2 separate regions of the Homo sapiens genome follow, and region 1 is linked to region 2. A link is an interaction called in ENCODE POLR2A ChIA-PET data of the cell type or tissue named here. Cell type or tissue: Caco-2. All regions are shown on one strand. Links, peaks and the distances in the headings refer to the core of each region. The heading gives the core; the rest is flanking DNA.

Region 1 (7,236 bases), core at 2,237-7,236, 110 kb before region 2:
AAGAGGAGGGCCCGCAACACTCCTGAAATAACACACTCTCCCCAGCAAAAGGTAAAAAGCAAAACGGCCCTTTGTTCAGCTAATTAACGAAGGCCCAACTCCGAAAGCAGATGTGTTTGCTTAGCTAATCACAAGCATGTTTCTTTCAAGGAACGTCATTTCGAGGGGGCCGCTCCGGGGGAGATGGGATAGAGGGACACCACCCCCCAGGCCCATTCTGCCTCGGGTCTCTCACCCCGGTCTAAGATCCAGAGGCTGAATCCAGGCAGCCCGTCTTTCACACCTTTCTTCCCCTCAGCCCTACCCCAGAGGCCCCATAGGCAGAGACTTCAGCGCTAGCCCCAAGGCCAAACCTGCAAGACACGAGGGGGAGAAAAATAAAAGTTTTAATGACACAGATGCCATATTAAATGAGGCAGTTTTACAATTCACTTTGAATAGGACGCTAACTTATTACAAGTGTGTTATCAGAAGGACGATAAGATTTACAACTCCAAGAGTCAGCTTTGCGCCTTAATGACAATGGATGTTAAGAGGAGGAAATCTGTTCTCTATTAGAGGAGATGAGAATCCCTTCCCGGGTTTGGGGGCATTTACAGAGGCCTCCAGGACAGATACCAAGCCCTTTGTGTCTCTGTATGAAAGATTCTCTCTTTCCCCTTTGGCTATGAAATAGGGTCTCCTTGTTGGGTTAGCACCTTGCTCAGCTTTTTACCGTGTGCTTGGGATAGAAAAAACAGAAGGAAAACGAGATAGAATTGGGGATGGAGATAGAGGTGGGGTGGGGAGCGGTTCTTAGCCCTCTGGTTCCTCCAGTAGTACTACTTCCCGGTCTTTCTTTACCATACAAAAAATAGCTTTCCCCTAAACCAACACAGTAAGCAAACTTTAAAAAACTGAGGTCCTATTACAAACCAACGCCCAGCACTAACTGCTTTAAAATTACTGCATAATTAGATTTAGTTGAATTTCACCATTAATTAGGCAGCCGCACTGCAGGGAGCCTTTGAAATCTGAGAAAATGGGAAAAATCATCTGAAGCACGTTTTTTAAGCCCAACTTCAATAAATCTTGACGAGGCCTGGAATTCAGAGAGTATCCCAGGCGGCTGAGGGAGAGGGTTGTCCAGGCCGGGGCTGGGGATGGAGCTGGACGTGGCGGGGCGATATCCCATCCGCCCGAGAAGGGAGCCTGGGCCCGGATCCACTATCTCTGCAGAGGCCCTCAGAAGACCCTCTCTAGGAGGCCAGGTCTGTCCCACGGCCGCCCTTGCCCACTCTCAAACCTATTAGAGAAAGAGGGTCCTCCGCTGCAGTCGCTCTCCTGCCAGGGGCACAGTCCACGCGGGCTCACACATTTCTAGGGTCTGCGACCACCCGCCTGGAACCGGCCCTCAGCCCCTGCTAGACCCTCCCACCCCCCAATCAACCCTCCGCCCGGAAAGCCTCCTTTCCCACAACTTGGGCGTGCAAAAGCAGCAAGTTCTGCCCAAGTCCAGCGGGGTTCGCATTCCGCCCTCCCCACCGCGCCCCAGCTCCGCTCGGGCCCGCGCAAACCCCGGCGCAGCCCCTGCATTAATGAGCGCGAGAACTGACCGAGGTCTGTAAAGACCGTCCTCTTCCCATCCCCCTATACCATTCAAACATTTAAGATCATTTGCGGATACAGACTTTTTATTTTTCTAATTTGGTTCTTGGAAGGAGAGGGGACAGGAAATCAACTCTCCTGAATATGGGAGGGGGAGGGGAGAAGGTACAGCGTTACCAATATTTTCCTTACGAATTCTGTTGCTTTAATTAAAGAACCGAGGACCGGACTCACTTGCCAGCAAGAGTTTAAAAAAGGGTTTTCTGCCTGCAGACGGAATGGCCTTTAGCGCCCCCCGCCCTCCTTTTTTTCTTTTTGGTAACCAATGTGTTTTCTATTACCCGGCCCTGCCGAGCCTGGCAGCCCGGCGCTCGCGGTGCAGTGGGAGACGCCATGTTGGCTCAGCTCATAGGACCAAGTCAAAAGCGAGATTCGAGGCAGAGTTTCACACGCTCGAGCTCCCCCTGACCGCCCCCCGCCCCCGCCCTCGCCCCCCCCGCCTGTCGCCGCTTAATGCACATCCCAGGAGTGCAGCTCCGCGCGCCCGGCACCCCGGACTTTCCCGGGGCGCTGGCGGAATTCTGCCGCACGTAAGTGGGGGCGGGGGCTGGGGGGCAGGCACTTTCCCGTAGCAGCTGCCAACTCCAGGCCCCCGTCCCTGCAGCCGGCTAGAGGCTAAGCCTCGGACGTCGCCCGCTAACTTTGAGCCCCAGCTCCTCGCGGCCCAGGGAGAGCTAATGGTGAAAGGCCGAGGCAGGGCGACCGCGAGCCGAGCGAGCAGGCTGGAATCCCCCCCGGGCTCAATCTTCCCCCAGGTTTGTTTGAAAGTGGCGAGAAGCAGCGAGCGCCCCTCTCTCTCCTTGCACTATTGTTGCATTTCGCGTCTAACTGGGTTCTCTCACACCCCCGAGCGCCACGAGGAGGAGGGGGAGCGGGGTTGGGAAAAGAAATAAAGCGAGCTCAGATCAGATGAAAAAAAAAAAAAAAAAAAAACCCAGCAAGGAAAAAGAGACACTTAAAGGGAAAGAGTCGCCATGTTTAGCAGCTTTTTTAAAGATCTCGTCAATTTCACACAGAACGCGCTCGCTGGGTCCCAGCCCTCGTCTTTTGTCCAATTCAGTCGCAGCAAAGATCTTTTGTTCTAACTCAGCGTGAAAAGAAAAACTTTCTTTAAATGCAATAAACTTAAACCGAACTCAAGACTCTAAACAGATCCTCCTCCGGCCACTCTAAACATATACAAGGGGGTTTGTTTTAACCGGTTGAAAAATTTTGGGTCCTGTTTTTCTGCCTCGCAGACCCCAAGCTCATTGCTTAAACTTAAGAGTGCGAGAGAGATTTCCAACGTCTAGAACACATGCTTAAAGCATAATAAAACAGGGATTGTCTTTTGCTTTGAAAATCATAAATTATAATTTAATGCCAATAATAATTTACAACAAATGGCTGTTTACAATAAACTAACACAAAACAAACAAGGAAAAGGGCCTGTGTTTTACTTATTAGAGAAACTTCACACACTCACATGGATAGCACTTGCAAGAGGAAGAAAATCAACAACAACCGACAAAACCTCGAACTAAAGGTCAGCAATACTGTGCCGTAAGAACATACTTGTATTTATATATGTATATATCTACAGAAATAAGTGAGAGTCAGATGGAGAACTCTGCACAAATCAGATTTTACTGGTCTGCATGTATTGACTGGATCTGAATATTAACGTTTAATACACTTTACAAAATTATCCCTGTTCTTTCACCTCCCTCACTAGTCCTCCCCCCCCCCCACCAATTAGAATTAAACCACAACATGATGAAGTACTGGCGGTGGGGGGGTGGGTTGGAAACCTTGAATAAGAACAAAATTGCAAGCTCCCAGCACCGAGCTTCCTCCAAACCAGGAAAAGAGAAAGAGGAAAAATGAAAAAAAGACTCCAAAAGAAATAGTTACTACTTCCAAATCAGCACACCCTGTAAAGTTTCCCTCCTTCCTTCTTTCTTTTTCTCTGTCCTGCTTTCTCTTCCTTAATTTGGCTTCTAAGGACAAAGGATCCCAAGAGCAGTACAGATTGTAGCCACACAATCTGAAATGTCAAAATGTCGATGTGTTTTTATGTACATAACTCCAATGGAAAAGATTCCCTTGACCCTGTGGTCATGCTCTCACAGACTGAAGGTAAAGGGGGGGAGGGGAGAGGGAAACCAACTGCAAGTTATCATATATACATTAAAAGTAGACCTTTCAGTCTTAGAACCTGTATCACTGAATTTGAAACTCTCTCAACAACCACGCTAGAGTAGAATCACAGAATATTTTAAAAAATCGTACCTACTTAAGGAAAAACTCACTGCAAACAACTGTCCTCTAGTTACAATGCTGTGATTAGCTTGCTTGAACGATCTTCTGAGTAACTGTCAGAAATGTACAAAAGAGTATTTTTTTCTGATCATAAAATAGATACTGATCTCAAGATTTCTAATACTTTTTCACAATACCTTCCCTAAGCAGGCACTTAAGTGTGACAAATATAAGGGCCTTTTTTTTTTTCCTGGAAAATCCATTTTTAATTAAAAGGAGGATTAGGTGAATGGGGGTGGTTTACTATATCAGTATGGCACTTCCTAAACCATAGATAAACCATTAACTTCAGCTCCCCCCCCAACACACACACACCCAAATTAAACAGGCAAATACAGTAGTCCACCTTTGAACAAACTGACTGAGGGGAGTAAACAAATGCCCCCCCCCACCACCCCCCGCCCGGCCAGCTAAGCGAGAGCTCACAGGGGCTCTTCTAGATGTAAAGACAGTGAGTGGGGACAGCCAGGTTTCAGATATCAAATAATATTTTAATTTCTGAATACTTTCAATTTTCCTTGGAATATAACACACAAAGACTCGACCAAACAGTTCAGTTATTATAACTTTTACAGTATACAGAAATGTTGCACTTAAAAAAAAAACCTTCAGTTTTTTTAAAACACAAACTGTAAACTCTAAGATACTGAATCAATCACGTTACCTATAAGTGCCAACAGTGTTATTTTTGTCATGCTGATTTCAATGGTATTTTTTAAAAAGGGAAAATATCAACAATTATAATACAAAGGGTTTGCAAATATACAAACAGATATAGGATTTTCATAACAATTCAAGAACTAAGCGGGACCCAATTCAAATTACAAAAGTTCACTTTTTATTCAAAACCTCAGCATGTGTCTTGGACACATTCCTTGGCTGCCAATAAATTCCACAGTTCATTCTCTTTCTTAAAATATTTTTTAAAAGCTAGGTTTGTCATGGTTTCTTTTGGGGAGGGGCAGGGTAGGGGAAGTTAAGTGTTATATGTGGTTCCTCCAGTTCTCTAATTAGAGTGCTCGACTTCACCTAAAAATTTTGGTCACCACTTGTAAGTGCGTTTCCATCATCTTTGAGTTGCCTTTTAAAGTTTTATGTCTTCCTATGGTATTTTCATGGACTCAGTTTTAATTCTTGCAGAACATATATTTTAATGATACACAGTTTTTAAGAAGCCAAGATTATATCAAAACTTATTATAGAACCACAGAATAAACTGGTTTGGAACCAGAAAAGTACAAAAAAGAACAGCTAGAGGTACATAGACACAGGACAATTAATAATTTGGAAAAAAAAAAGACTTACTTTCTCCATTCTGCTAATTGTCTCCCAATCTCCTTAAATGCACTTTTAGCAATATTTTTCAAAAATTTACCAAAAAAAGAAAAAGACTAATTTCCTTTTTATACAAAAATGATAAGTAGCAAGTTGTTCTGACCGACACAGGAGTTTTTTTTTTTTTTTAATGCATTCTGTAAAAGTTCATTTGACAGTCTTTTTTTTTTTTTTTGAAATTCACAGTCCATTAAATTCTTCCCCTCTCTTCTTTTAGCAAACTTGTAACATCCTTTTATATCCTTTCTTAACAGAAGGAAATTAAGCAAACAAACCAGTCTTTTGCCTTTTCTTTCTCTGTTTCACTCCCCCTTCTTATTTTATTTATTTATTGAATTGCCATATACGGCCAGTTAAAACTGCTGCCGGACAGTAACATATCCCGGATGAGGGTTTCGATGGGGGTTTTACCTACCAAACGGACGAAAAACAATTGCTCTATGACTGAGGAGGAGACGGTGCGGAGGGAAGGGAGGCGAAGCAAAAGCTTTCCGAATCTCGTCGGCTGGTTGGGGTACTGGCTCCTAACGTATTCTTCCAAAGCACACTGAGACTTTTCCTGCAAGCTTTCCACATGGGCTACATCAGAGAGACCACAGGCATCTGGAAGAAAGTTTAAAAACAGAAGAAGAAGAAGAAGAAAAAGAAGAAGAAGAAGAAGAAGAAGAATTCAGTCATCAGATTAAGAGGTTTGAATTGGGTCACATGAGGTGTGTGCACAGAGCTCTGTCAAACTGCCCCAACCGGAGTTGGAGCAAATGTCTATGTACTGAAAACTTAAGGGGGGGAGGCGGGGTGGGGGAAGAAAGAGCAAGAGATGGTCCTGAGGAAGTGTTTGCTTTAAAATAAAACATAGCTCAGTGTGCTACAGGCTTTCACTGCCCGAGTCCTTAGCCTGGGTCATTGAGAGGCCCAAGCAAAAGTGCATTGGGTCTGTCTGGCCCAAGTCAGTAAACAGAAGAAACCAAAACTACCAGCACTCTCTCCCCTCCTCCTCTGTAAATAATAGTTTGGCTTATAATTATATAGGGGTTGGGGGTTGGGGGTGGACAACCTGGCCCAGTCCCGAGTAATGGCGTCCACGATCCAGCCTCAGATTCCCCCCAAAGAGGGCGACTCATTTTTCTCCAGTCTTTGAAACTGATTTAAGTGGCCCTTTAAAACTGATCTTGTCAGTTTAGCCTATTGAAGGGCAGCCATGCAAACCGTGATCTCTCTGTTCATTTGAGCTGTTTCTTTTCCCCCTTTTTCTTCTCTCTCCCTTTTTCTCCTACCCCCCTTTATTTTTTAAAACCCAGGTCCCTCCGAGAAGCATCCCCCCTCCCTGTTATCTTCAGGAAAACACTTTTCTTTTTTGATACGTGAAAATACAGTAAGTGCCTTTGAAATGAGAAGCTTCTTGGTAAAGGCGGTTCAGGTTGTGACCTGACCTTTCAGGGCTCCCCATACAAGACTGGGGTTAACATATGCATATTGTGAGTCATTAAAACAGATATTCGAAAATCTCCACCACCACCTCCACCCCAAGAACCAGAACACACATGCAACCTCCTCATATGTATATCTAGGACTCTGCATGTCTACAGAATGTAGAGGTGTCTGTGGACAGGAACTAAAAGATCTGTTTGCACAGGACTCCTTCCCTCGGCATCCTCGGAACTGTGTGTCTCCCTCTGAATCAGATAACAGGAACCTTTATCTCTTTGTGAGGCGATTTGCATTCTCCACACAGGCCTCCACATTTTGCAAATAGTCATAAATTAAACTGTTAACGACAGTATCAGGCATTTTTTTTTCCTTGAAAGACCAAGGGTAAGGCTAAGAGCTAGCAATGATACCAAGAAATTAACGACTACCTCCATCGTCCAAGAAGGTGGGCTGGGTGTTGGGTTGTGGGACAGGGGTGAAGGTGGCTATGAGGTAGGGAGATATCTTGTCTGTATATCTGCAGCA
Region 2 (7,454 bases), core at 951-5,950:
TAGGTCTCTTAGAAGCTGTATGAAGATATGCTAACAAAATTCTTTGCTAATACACAGAAGAGATATGCCAGTGTTGGTGGTGTGTCTGTCCTAGAGAAAGGAACCCTAGGGACAGGCTTTCTTATTCAGCTTCATATCATCAATGAGCATTTCAGGGACCTTAGTGCTAAGTGTTCTTGAAGTGATGCTCAAATTTTAAATTTAAACTTCGCAAATTTTATGCACATATTTTAGGTGAGTAATGCAAGTTCAATCCAACACTCCATACACAAAGGGCACCTGGATATTCCTAGGTCTCAGTTATGGGAATACATGAAGTCAAATGAACATTCATAGCTCTTGAGATCCTTCCATGGCCCCAACAAGACCACCTGTCATGGCTGGTCCCTTCTTTTGCTTCATCTGGGCTCCACTGGGCCCAGCAGTTCTCCACTGTTGTTCCTGGAGGAGTCAGAGTGGCTGTGAAGTCTGTGGTGAAGTGTGTGGGGCAGATCCCTCTGTCTGTGTGTCTCACTTCATCACTTTAGCCTGTAGGCAGTACAGTTTGGACCTGAGTCTCATAATGGCTTTTGTGAAAGAGCGCATCAGACTGAGTTTCTGGCACCATCTGGGAAACACACAGCATTCTCTTCCATCTTGGCTTCCCATGTCTTCCCAGAACCTTGTGTTCCAAAGTTCTTTTTAGTCCAGACCCTCAGCAGTGTTGGACATAAATTCACGCAGATACGTGTTTTGGGGATAGCAGGGTAGGAAGTTTGTAGCCCCATAAGTCTTAGCACATGCCACACTACTATTAATATGTTTCCTTTTGACGGATGGCTCAGGCATAGAGTGACAATTTGATCTCAGAATATAAATAGACCCAGAGGTTTTATAAAAAGCTTCTTTTGTGATTTTGTGGTGATGACTGTATTGGACTTTTAATAAATTTACCACCTATAGATGATGGCTGTAGATACAGACACCAACACAAAGAGTGAATAAGAATTAAAGGAAATCTGTGAAAGATCAAAATAACAAGGAGATCATCATGGTATTTTTCCGGGGTGGTTCAGATATTGGAGAGGCATGGGAGTGTTCAGTAGTCAGTGACTTCTGCATGATATTTGCATAGAGAGAACTTTAAAAAGGTTGCATTTCTTTTCTGCTTTCATATTTACTTTGGGTTAAGGTTATAGGATCTCCTTGGCAATGTTGCTGATGCTATTTTTGTAAACCCCAAATCAGTGTTCAAATGTGGTGGGATGGAAATTTTGAGCTACAGCAATAATAAATACATTTTATGTCCCCGTAACATTCAAGCTGTAGTATGTCTAAGAGTCAGTGAAAGTTGTTTCCTGCCTTGAACTCTGAAGTAAGAAAGAAACTTTTGTTTATAAATGTTAGAGATTTTGTTTTTGCATTTACCGCAAAGTTAAGTGCAGATATAATCTAATCAGTTTTGGCAAAATATCAAGCGTGCTTGTTTGTTTGATAAGGGAGGGAAACCCCCAACTTTTCATGAGCGCAAGTCCTTTACCTGTGTTGAAGATACATGACTTCTGTCCATAAAGTCTTCGATCTTGTGGACTCATACAGAAAACACGGGTCCTGTACAGGAAATAAGAGGCAGACATGTACTCCAGAACATCTTTCTCATCCATTTTAATAATGTCTGGTTTTGAATTTATAGGATTTCATATAAAGGACCCCATTTATAAGTTTTTTATTCTTCTCCTCTAAAGATGTAAAACTTTATATGCTGATTCGAGTGAAATTGAGAGTAGTCAATATCAATCAAACAAAGATTATTTAATATGCACTTTAGCATATTCTATATTGGATTTCTTCACGAGAATATTTGATAAGAGAACAGGTGTGTGTGTGTGTGTTTCTATATCTATCTTTCTATGTTTTTCAACTCACCATGCTTCTACACTATAATCTCCTTGAAGGGCAGGGCCATGTGGTATTCATTTTGTTAACCTTGTAACACCTAGTGGGACACTCTCAAGACATGAAAACCAGTTTATAATTGTATCAACTTTACATTCTGGAAGATGCCTGTCAGTGGCCTTTTATGTACCTTGCACCCATCTGGTGGGGTGGATTGGGCAAGCCTTACAGTCCTTATTTTATAGAAGATGAATTTGAATTTCAGAGAGAGTGAGTGATTTACAATTCCGGGCATGTCTTTCACCCCATCCATTTCTTGTGGCCCATCTCTGGACACTTTATGTTGAGGGAAAGGAGCATTACCCTGCAAGCCTGGCAGGAAGAAGGGCTGCTGACAAATGGTGTGTTTGAATTTATGGGTTGGGCTAGTGACAGTTGACAGAGCCTTCCTATAGAGACACAGGATTCTCCATCACCACTGGCACTTTGCCCCTAGGACCACAATGAGTATCAAACCACATTTAAGACAACCGTGAACAAATTTCAGTGGGATTGGCAATGAGATTTCCAAATGGACAGATCTTCTGCCTGAAGGTGGTCATCAGCATGTCTATAGTGTATAGAGTTCTCTGCTAAATCCACAGCTTCTGCTTCACCTAACTTTTTTTTTAACCTGGTTTTGTTCATTGCAGATAGAGTTCTCTCTCTGATAGCCAGGAAGTTGTATTGAGAAGGGATCAGCCACAACAAGCTTGACTCACTGGGCACATGTTACCTTTTGTTTTTTGTTCAGCACCTCTTTATATAACAAAACTGTCTAATCTCTCAAAGTCGTAAAAGGTTAACATTTAACTAAGTCCTGCATGTCATTCTGGGATGGACATCATGACAGTTTGGCATGTCCTTTGGCATTGTGTTTGTGCTGATACATTTCCATTCAATTTACAAACGTTTCATTGAATGCATACCACATGCCAGGTGATAGTGCTGCTGCTGGGGAGAAGGTGGGAAATGAGGCATACACAATCCCTGCCCTCACAGAACCTAGTGGGGACAGATGAGAAGAAAGGAATGCCAGTGGAATTAGTGTGATGAAAGAACAATCCCATGAGATAGGAATAGCTTTTTTAGAGCGCTAGGCATTCTGAAACTTTCTGGTTATCTCAGATCTCAGATTGCTTAAGCTTCTTCATGCCCTTACAGGTAGGCTCCGGTCTTAGTAGCTCTGAAATATTGTGAAAGTTTCGTGACCTCTTGGGACCATAGTTTTATCATCTGTGAAACATAGACATTAAAGTGGAGGACTTTAAAAGCTTTTGCAATCCTAAAGTATCATTGTTGTATTATTGCAATAGCTAACATTGATCAAAGTCTGACAAGGTGCCAGGCACTGGACAGGGAGCTCTTATAAGCATTGTTTAATTTATTAAGTGATTTTTGTGGATCTTTTTGTATAAACCTGGATACAAGCAGCCTAAGGAGGGACATGGCAGGTACTCTGGTGAAATCCAGATAACCATCAAGGGAGCAGGTGGCTTTGTCTAGATCTCTTTCCCAATTTAGATGTTTTATATACTTTTCAGGGGAACTTGCATCACATCTGTACACACCTATGTTATATTTATATAATATTTGCATGTGAACTCTTTGTTCTATTTAAAAATGATCAATTTGATGCCTCAAAAGTTTTTTTAAAAGCATAAAACTCTAATGACAAAAAAGCAGTTTTCAAAGCAAAATGAAGTCCTCCCATTTGGTATAGTCATTTATTTTAAAAGACAGGTACATTTTAAATGCCCCCTATCCAGCTGTGTTCATCTATGTCTCCTTTTGTAGAGTTATTTAAGTCTTTTTGGAATTGCCTTGTGTCATTTTCAAATGTTCTTGAATTTAATGTCTGCACGACATTCTTAGGCAGACTTAGTCCTCAGCTACCTGCCAGGGATGAGTTCACATTCCTTTCAATAATGAGAAAGCAGGAAAATGGACAACACATTTGCAATAGGCTCAAAAACACCTGCCAGGGGAAAGAGATGAGCTGTTTGATGTCCCATGTCCCACCGACCTGGCAACTCTGTTAACTAACAGTGATGATGAAGAAGATGGTGGCAGTGGTGGTGGTGATGACAGGTGCGAATGTGGACTGAGCCACTCAGGAACTTGGAAAATTATTTGCATAGCTATTTCATTCAATCCTCATAACAACAAACTGAAGTAGACGTGAATATGTCCATTTTACAGGGATGAAACTGAGTCTCAATATTTGTAACCACCTTGCTCTAGGTTACTCTAGGTTACTGGACAAGGTGGGATTTGAACCCAGGTCAATCTAATTCCAGATCTCAGGCCTTGAGCTTCTACATGACACTAGTTTAATCCCTTCTTGCCAAGAATTCTTTCTAAGAGATAAGGCAAATCTGCTGTACTATCTTTAATTCTATAATGATATGAATAGAGCTATTATTATTTTAATATTATCAATTAGTAACTTAGAAATTCTCCCAAAGAGTCAAACAATTGGAAAAAGTACAATGTGGCACAAACCTCACAAACTTTTAGCAGTTCATTATTTGGTCCATGGGTGGGAAGGCAGCATGGCACAGAGGAAAAAGCCAGGACATGGGCTAGGCTGGGCTGGGCTGGGCTGGGCTGGGTTAGAGACCTGGGCCCATACTGCTGACTACATGGACCTGGCCCATCTCTAACCCCTCTAAGTCCTAATTTCCTCACCTACAAGGAGTGGCTAAAATGTCTTTGTTGAAAGAATGTTAGATTGATTGCAAATCATAAATTAAATGTGTCTGGGCAGTGTCTGGCAACGCAAGTGCTATGTGGTTCCTACTAGATAAATGGTAGAAAAGCTCTTGGCACAAACCGCCCAAGCCTGTCATGCTCCTGGGATAAGACTACCTTCAAGCCCTGCCTGATTTCATTCCTGTCCATGTCACCAGCCCCATCTTTAGCCATTTTCCTTTTCATTGATTTTTTTCTCATTTCTCATGTGGGACAGTGTCACCCTTCCACCCCAGGGTCTTTGAATATGCCATTTCCTTGGCTGAAAAATAATCTTTCACCCTTGTATGAATGCACTGTTCTGTCTTGTCCTTGAGATCTCAGCTCAAATGTCACTTCCCCAGGGGAGTCTTTTCTGAAGCCCCAAAGCATCAGGCCCCCCTTATAGATTCCCAGGGTGCTTTCCGATTTGGGATACCCTTCCCAGTGGTAATTAAGTACTTAATTCACCATTAATTGTTTAATGTCTGTCTCCATCACCAGCATTGACCTCCAACAGGGCAGAGGCTGCATCTGCCATATTTATTCTCTCTCCCCAGATCCTGGCATGGGGCGTCGCTCCTAGTTGGTGCTTGATGAATATTCATTGAATGAATGAATAAATGAGCTGATGAATAAAGGATTGCCTTATTTCAAGGATCCCCCTTTACACTTTCTAACCTGTTTTTACTAAAAGAAGACCACTTGATGTGAGCCAGGAAGACTTTTACCAAAAGTTTTTGCCAAAAGCTGTGCCCTTTTTACCCCTGATGAGAGCAGAACTTCCTGGGGGACCATTTGTTACCTGTGGCGCAGAAGCCTTGTGTACCAAATGAGCTGCATCCACTCCGACCAGAGCGATACACTGGATGATAAAAAGATATCACCTCCCTGAAACAGATGCTTCATTTTATGATAGAAACAGAGACGCTGAAGCCTGCAGGTGCCGGGCTGACACGCGCTCTGCAGAGAATCATTAGAGCCTCCTTAGAGAACTGGGTTTACTCTGTGTTTAATCAGCCCCAGGCAGAAGAAATGGCTTCATTTCAGCTCGACGAGAGCCAGATCACAAAAGGAAGATAGATGGCCAATACGGCTCATCACTATAAGCATATTGTCTTAATTTGAAGGAACAGCCTGGCACCCGTGCTAATCAGGAAAGAAAGTGCAATATGGCTAGCACTGAAGGCCAGTCAGTTTAACTCTCAGTGTACCCCTTAAGGAGAAGCTCTCATTTATTTTCTTAATTAATATTTTAAGGGAAGTGAGAATCACAAAACACATTACTCAATCACTTAAGAAGTTCCTTGGCTTAGAATTAAAGATGCTCCAGGAAAGACTTTTTATACCTGAAAACTGTGAATCTCTACCTAGAAAAAAGTCTTAAAGCCGGTGAATAAAGTGGCTTAGGAAGGTAAGGTCTATTAATTTGCTGGCTGCTTTTAATATTGGTCACGTTTGGCAGTTGATCCAGAAATAGCTACAAATAGAGACGACATCAGATCTATTGTGTGGAAACTTGCTGGTCTCTTGTAGGCTCTTGTTTTTCATGGCTCAGTCCTGTGCTTGTTCTTCACCACCCTCAGCTTTATTGAGGTGTAATTGACAAATAAGGATTATATATTTAGGCTGGACATGGCAGCTCATGCCTGTAATCCCAGCATTCTGGGAGCTGAGGCGGGTGGATTGCTTGAGCCCAGGAGTTCGAGACCAGCCTGTGCAACATGGCAAAACCCTGTCTCTACAAAAACACAAAAATTAGCCAGGTGTAGTGGCAGCTACTGGGGAGGTTTAGGTGGGAGATCACTTGAGCCCGGGAGGCTAAGGTTGCAGTGAACTGAGATTGAGCCAATGCACTCCAGCCTAGGCCACAGAGCCAGACCCTGTCTCAAAAAAAAAAAAAAGGTTATAACTTTAAGGCATGCAATGTGGGGTTTTGATATACCTTGTAAAATGATGACCACAATCATGCTAGTTAACATGTCCATCATGTCACATCATTACCTTTCTCTCCCTTGTGGTCAAAACATTTAAGATCTACTCTCTTAGCAGGCCAGGCACAGTGCCTCACGCCTGTAATCCCAACATTTTGGGAGGCCAAGTCAAGTGGATTACTTGAGGTCAGGAGTTAGAGACCAGCCTGGCCAACATGGTGAAACCCCGTCTCTACTAAAAATACAAAAATTAGCCCGGTGTGGTGGTGTGCTTCTGTCGTCCCAGCCACTCGGCAGGCTGAGGCAGGAGAATCGCTTGAACCTGGGAGGTGGAGGTTGCAGTGAGTGGAACCTCTGCATTCCAGCCTGGGCGATAGAGCAATATTGTATCAAAAGCAAACAAACAAACAAACAAACAAACAAACAAAAAACTACTCTCCTTGCAAACTGCAAGTATACAATACATTATTATTAACTAAGTTACTTTCTGTACATTAGATCTCCAAAATTTATTCACTCTGCATAACTGAAATATTGCACCCTTTCACTAACTCGCCCGCGTCCCTCCTCACGCGCTTCCCCTGACAACCATCATTGTACCCTCTTCATCTGCGTGCTTTTGCCCCTCTAGAACTTGCCTTGGTTAGGACTGCAAAATGGATATTCAGTTCAGTCGCTCTTAGCTTCTCGATTGCCCCAAAATGCCAGAAAAGGGATTTTAAGCTTGTGAGGAGCAATAATACATATCTGAACTCAGCATCCTTGCCAAACCTCTCTTATTTGAAGTAAAAGCAGATAATGAGTAGTGTGGGTACTTACAAACAAGTGGATGTTTTAGAATCATTTGGTATGTGTCACATCCATGTTTTCATT

What was found. Peaks named below come from ENCODE experiments on the same cell type or tissue, not always from the same donor. Only the 100,000 strongest peaks of a DNase experiment are listed, where the experiment ranks them.
Region 1: POLR2A ChIA-PET joins it to region 2 with 9 read pairs; 6 of 35 experiments call an interaction of 5 or more read pairs at or near these places.

What each region holds. Positions count from the first base shown.
Region 1 is chr15:96,335,998-96,343,233 of GRCh38, reverse strand. NR2F2 (nuclear receptor subfamily 2 group F member 2) reads right to left here. Exons shown (of 3, transcript NM_021005.4): 3 at 2,976-5,886. The coding sequence ends at 5,612. It overlaps SCDAL (stem cell derived angiogenic lncRNA), which reads right to left and starts at 337. Exons shown (of 2, transcript NR_198964.1): 1 at 236-337. RefSeq lists enhancers at 834-1,353, 1,354-1,874, 1,875-2,394 and a silencer at 2,140-2,434. In Caco-2, for the core only: no CTCF peak of the experiment used is centred there; no DNase peak of the experiment used is centred there; H3K4me3 peaks cover 906 bases.
Region 2 is chr15:96,221,409-96,228,862 of GRCh38, reverse strand. The region is part of intron 2 of NR2F2-AS1 (NR2F2 antisense RNA 1); the gene reads left to right. LOC112268156 (a long non-coding RNA gene) reads right to left here. Exons shown (of 2, transcript XR_002957737.1): 2 at 1,520-1,590. Among named protein-coding and RNA genes, the nearest start is that of NR2F2-AS1, 100 kb to the left of the region's middle. In Caco-2, for the core only: no CTCF peak of the experiment used is centred there; a DNase peak (open chromatin) is centred at 2,862.